Linked DNA regions of Homo sapiens: region 1 is linked to region 2. A link is an interaction called in ENCODE POLR2A ChIA-PET data of the cell type or tissue named here. Cell type or tissue: CD4-positive, alpha-beta T cell. All regions are shown on one strand. Each heading gives the region's core, and the rest is flanking DNA. Links, peaks and the distances in the headings are about the cores only.

Region 1 (2,904 bases), core at 287-2,786, 300 kb after region 2:
GTCTCTTGGGTCAGACCAGCAATCATAAAACGAAAAAGAAATAAATAATAAGTTAAAAATAGAGGGAATGTGTTAAAAAGAAGGAAAAAGTACTGTTCATAACCAAACTGTGTCACCTTAAAAAAGAAACATTTCCACACTTAATATCTGATTCAGACAGAAAGCTTCTCTCCTACTTTTGAAACAAATAATTCCACTTCAAATCCACATTTTCAGACACCCCTAGCTTTCTGCATCTGATTCCTACAACAGCCCCTTTACCTCAAAGAGGTAAAAGTCAGTTCACAGTATTTCTCTCCCAAACATCCCCACTGAAGCTCCTTGTAAATTTCAGCATAAACTCAGAACTGTCACCGTGGGTTTAGAAAATAATGACACATTTCAGCTATAACCCCCCAGATTGAAAGATTAAAAGGACTTTGCCCAAATTTAGGGGAAATGAAGGTGCGTGGGCTCACTCTGCAGCTGCAGTTTTCAGCCCTTGCAGTTTAGAAGATTCTGCATGAGCACGGATGCCACGAGGGTATCCAGCGAGTGGGAAGGGAGTCGCCCTACATGTTTTCACATCGATTTGTAAAACTGTTTTGAAAGGGTATTTCTAGATCCATTTGTTCCAAATGCAGCAAAATTCATCCGATATCGCTCACAATGCATGCACGGGTTATCTTACATGTAATAGCCATCGTATTAACCAACCCAGCTGATACTGAGATGGTGAATGGGGCGGGGGAGCAGGGAGGAATATGTCGCGCATGAAAAACTCCGGGTGTAAAAGTCAATGCAGAACTCACTCCCCGAGGAACCGAAAAAGACATTCACGACTCTCAAGTGGAGAGAGGATAGAAAGTCAAGTGGCGGGGGTCGCGACCAGTGATCGGGATTTCAGTCTGATCTCAGTACCCAGCGGAACAGGACCATAACCTAAAGAAATGAGCTTTTTCCGGAGCAAAGAGCGGCCCCGATTTCAAAGTAGAAAAAATAAACTGCTTGGGGGTGGAAGATGGCGAGGGGCGGGGGGCGGGGAGGGAGGCGGGTCGCGGCGCTGGCTCCGGGGTCCGCGGCACGGCCTCCTCTGCCGCGCTGCCCAGGGCCCGGACCCTGCCCGGCGCTGCGCCCACCGCGAGGGTGCCAGACCCGCCGCGCCGCCGCCGCGCTCTCCCAGCCGCGGCCCCCTCCCCCGCCGCTTCCTCTTGCTCTCCCAGCCCCTTCCCCCACGTGTGGATGACGTCAAAATTCCGCGAAAAAGCCGCGTGGTGGCTCCCCGAGCGGAGGCGCGATTCCGCCGCCCAGCGGCCCCCTCCCGGGGGCGCCTGGAGGGGGAGAAGGGCGGAGGCGGCCGGTTCCTTCTCCTCCCGGGAGGCAGGACCCCCCGACGCCGACCGCCGGACGCCCCCCGCCCCAAAGCTTATTGGAAAATTCACTTTTGTAAAGCAAATGTATTTCCAGAGCTATTTTCGGCCGCGTGAGGCGTGTCCTAAGCTGAATCAGACAGGAAGAGGGGGAAGTTCGGGTCTTTTAATTTTTTTTTTTTCCGAAGGGAGGGGAGTGAGATGCTAGGTGGGTGACAGACGGCAGGCGCTCGCCTTCTTAACTCACGCCTGTCGCATCTGCCGCCTCAGTAATCCAGCCCCGTCCAAGCCGAAATTCGCCGAAGGGAGTGCGGATGCACAGGCCTGGCGGACTCTGCCCCCCTCCAGAACGCAGCGGCCCAGCGCCCCGGCGGGCGCGGCTGCGACCAGAGGGTCCCGGAAGCGAGTGAACACCTGCAATCGCACTGCCCGTCCCCACCCACCCTGCTCCCCCGTGCTCTCCGCTTCCCGACGTTTTCCTCTTCTCCTTGTCCGCATTTTTCTACTTTGCCTGCACTCCCTCCTTCCTCTTGATGTGCCTCCTATGTGTCCCCTCGGATTTATGTGTCCCCTCGCATTTTGCCAGTCGGGTTTTCGGTTTTGATTGACCGTCCATCCCTCCACGGAGAAACACAAACACAGCTCCACTCTTTGGGGGAGCCGAGGGGAAGGCAGTGGCTCCCATTTCTGAGCCTGAACTCAGTCACTACCCGCTCCCCACCTGGCCTAGGCGCCCCTGCGCGGAGAAGGCGGGACTCGAACTCGCGCTGCTCCCGGGCCTTGAGCCGACCGCGGAATCACCTGGCTGGGAGGCATCCTCCAGGTAAGCTTGGGAGTATGTGTGCTTAGTGCTGCAGGCTCCTGCAGAAAAGTGCCTATAAACACCCAACACCCTGCTGCACCCTCCACCTCCAGGCTTTGTACACTTTCCAACCGAAACTCCAAAACGCTAGCGTAGAGGGTGGGGAGCCGGCCGGAAAAAGAATAAAAGTCCAATAAAACTGGCGTTCGCTAAAGTTTATCACCAGTCCTACATGGGATATATATATATGTATTTTTTTTTCCGTGAAGGGTGAAAAGGAGATAAGGAAGAACCAACAATCTACCCCCTCCCGCCGCCCCCCACCCCCGCGCCACGGTGATCAGTTTGGACTTCAAAGCCAGAGCACAGGCTCTTGCGCTTTTTCTTGAAACCGAAGTCTACACTGAAAGAAAGTGTGCACTTTTGCCTAGAAGGCAACATGCGTTTTCCCGCGTGCTAGGTGGAGTGCATTTTAACAAGACATTAGGGTTTTAACACATGGCTGGAGTGGCGACCAAAAGGGAAAACTCAGTTTCCAGTCCAAGCCTCCTAGAGACATTCCTGCCAACCTCCGCACCCTCTCACGCCCCACCCCACGTGTGAGAGTCTGCAAAACCACCGGGGATTGGATTCGATGGCGAGCTTCACGCTCGGGAACAGTCAGTAATCGGAAGGGGAAGTGGACAGGGGAACTTCAAGAGGCGAGCCTGCCACGCGGGAAGCGCCCGAACTTGCGGGTCTCCATGAATGCAG
Region 2 (2,904 bases), core at 260-2,759:
AAAAAACACTGTCTAGAAAATTTATAAAAGACAATGAATCAATAAGATTAGTCATGAGTAGATAGTTGTTAAAACTGGGCAATGGACACATGGAGTTATTTTTACTATTTACCCTACTTTTGCAAATGTTTGAAAATTTCCATAATAAATGGTTTTTTTTTTTTTTAAAGTAAATACAAGAATCACACAACTAAATGCACCATTACAACTTTGGCACGTATTCTGCGGAAGAGATCGATGGTGCCGTAAGGTTACATAATGGGGAGAATCACTGTAAGGGATGGTGTGCTCAGATGATGCAATGAATGAGCTGATTTTTATTTTTATTTTTTATTTTTTGAGATGGAGTCTCGCTCTGTCACCAGGCTGGAGTGCAGTGGTGTGATCTTGGCTCACTGCAACCTCTGACTCCCTGGTTCAAGCGATTCTCCTGCCTCAGCCTCCCAAGTAGCTGGGATTACAGGCACAAGCCACCACTCCCAGATAATTTTTGTATTTTTAGTAGAGATGGGGTTTCACCATGGTCTCTATCTCCTGACCTTGTGATCCACCCGCCTTGGCCTTCCAAAGTGCTGGGTCTACAGGCGTGAGCCACCACGCCCGGCCTCCTTTGTCTTATTTATCTGAGGGATCTGAATCAGGGTAGGAAAGAGGAGTCCTATTGACTAAGCCTTCTCAGAGACCTTACATAGATGTACCCACCACCCCTCCCAGGGAGCACCAACCTCTAAGGCTCCCAGAGATGACCTGGACACCTGTCTATGACTTCCAGGTCACTGCTACGCCTCCCCCTAAACTTCCTATCTCTTTGCTTTTAATCCTTGCTGGAAGGTCTGACCCTTACTTTGATTCATTTATTTAATAATTAAGATTGGGAAGATTCTTTTCTCATAGGGTTTACCATTTTATGAGAGGACAATCACAAGAAAGAAGCACATTTTAAAAAAAAAAAAAGATGATTTCAGAGAGTGGTAAACACTATGAAAGTAAAATGAGGCAATTTGAGGCAATGTAATGGAGAATATCTGTGGGCAATTTTAGATTGGGTGGTCAGGAAATGGTATGTCAAAGGACGCCTGAATGACAGGAAGTCGCCATGTAAGCATCTGGAAGAAGGGCATTCTGGACAGAGGGAATAGCATCTGCAAAGGTTCTGAGGCAGGAAGGAGCTTGATATGTTTGAGAAGCAGAAATAAAAGATGTTCTGGCTGAAGCACCATGAAAGAAATGAGCATGACCCAGGGTGGAGTGAGAGAGGTTGGCAGGAAATAGATCACGAGGGGCCTTGTGGGCTGTGGTGAAGAGTGAGGGGTTTTGGTTGAAGTGGAAGGGGAAGCCATTGTTCACTTTCTTGACTAGAAGCTCCTGGAACTTTGGTGTTCTTGACCCTACACTATATTCCATCTACTTTGAACCTCTTCGTGACATATCAGGAAGAAACCTGGGTTTTTCCTGTGATAATTACTGTTCCCATGACAAGTCATCACTCCTGCCAAGTTTGTTCTTGTTTTGTTTTGATTTTTTAAAAATATAATAAAGAATTCATGCTTAACCCAAAGAAGTGAGTCACTAAGAGTAAAATATCAGGCAATTCTGAGGAAAAACCTTAGGGATCCCTTCAGATCTCCAGACTAGGCAACACCCTGCTTGGTGTGTGCATAATTCTAGACTCAGGGACAAGTACAGTAAAAATGGGAAGGAAGAGTAGAAAGAATGGGAGGTTGAGACAGGAGAATCGCTTGCACCTGGGAGGCGGAGGTTGCAGTGAGCCAAGATTGTACCACTGCACTCCGGCCTGGGTGACACAGCAAGACTCCATCTTAAAAAAAAAACACAAAAACTGCTGATTATCTCAGCAAAGAACGCAAAAAATTGGAAGCACATCTCCCAAAGAGAGAAAGAACTCATGCCACGCTCCTGGGGAAATCCCCTTCTTAACCAGTTTAACACTTTTTAAAGGCAGAGCTGAACAGAAAAAGGAGATAAATCATATTATCGAAGCAGTCTTACGGAGGTTTTGTTCAGAGTAGATGATGTTGGAGAACGTGGGTGGGGGGAAGATTCTCGTGCTCAGTTGAAATATATCCCATCCAAACTGAAAAACCCGGTTTTTTTTTTACTCTGTCCTGCCAAAACCCAGCTCCAGGCTGGTGGCTCCTCAGCGGTGACCAATGCCGGCACTGCAGGTGCACACAGAAAGGCACCCACGAGGAAGCGCCCGCACTCTAAAAGCAGCCAGAAATTGCCTTTGTGCCAGGCTAACCCTTATTGGCTATAGAACTCTTCAGATTCATCTGGAGATGAGGATGAGGGTTTTGTTTCTAGTAACTGAGTCTCCAACTAGGAAAAGGCTTCAGAGGTCATAGCCTGCCTATATGATAGGACAACTGGAATTTCTCCTGCTCCAGAATCATAAGGGTCTCAAATTCATAGATCTTTAGAAAACCTCAGTGAGGTGCCCTCTACTCTGCTCTAAGCTGCATACCTTCTAGAGTCACACACTTTCCAAATAGTTCTTGTGCAGCTGGAGGCAGAAGGTTTCAGTATTATTGGGAGCACTTCTTCCTTTGATCTGTGTGCCATGCTATCAGGAGCAGAAATCAGAAAGAAGCATTCTGATTTGCTACTCAGCCAAATGAGGAACCACTAAATCCCCTGGAAGGTCCCTGTCTCTCTTGAAGTGCCACAGGGACAGCTTGGCCCAGAGCCCAGCAGAGGAAGCTGGGAGCCTCTTCTTCTCTCGTTCAAGATCTCTATCTACAAATTGCAGTCTGAAACCTGCCATACAGAGATAGTGAGAGCTATAGACCTGGATAAGCCAGGTACCAGTGCAATCAAAAGTGAACAAAACTATTACAAAAAGCAAGTGAGGTATGCAGGGAAGAAGGAATGTCCCACGCTTGT

What was found. ChIA-PET counts read pairs that join two places held together with the same protein. Peaks named below come from ENCODE experiments on the same cell type or tissue, not always from the same donor. Only the 100,000 strongest peaks of a DNase experiment are listed, where the experiment ranks them.
Region 1: POLR2A ChIA-PET joins it to region 2 with 11 read pairs; 7 of 35 experiments call an interaction of 5 or more read pairs at or near these places.

Annotation. Positions count from the first base shown.
Region 1 is chr12:4,268,197-4,271,100 of GRCh38, forward strand. All of the region lies in intron 1 of CCND2-AS1 (CCND2 antisense RNA 1), which reads right to left. Among named protein-coding and RNA genes, the nearest start is that of CCND2, 4.1 kb to the right of the region's middle. RefSeq lists silencers at 1,183-1,392, 1,403-1,472. In CD4-positive, alpha-beta T cell, for the core only: no CTCF peak of the experiment used is centred there; DNase peaks (open chromatin) are centred at 755, 1,235, 1,535, 2,715 and 1 weaker place; H3K4me3 peaks cover 2,500 bases; H3K27ac peaks cover 2,109 bases.
Region 2 is chr12:3,971,527-3,974,430 of GRCh38, forward strand. No RefSeq gene overlaps it. Among named protein-coding and RNA genes, the nearest start is that of LINC03141, 39 kb to the right of the region's middle. In CD4-positive, alpha-beta T cell, for the core only: no CTCF peak of the experiment used is centred there; DNase peaks (open chromatin) are centred at 1,265, 1,925, 2,175 and 2,695; H3K4me3 peaks cover 532 bases; H3K27ac peaks cover 1,599 bases.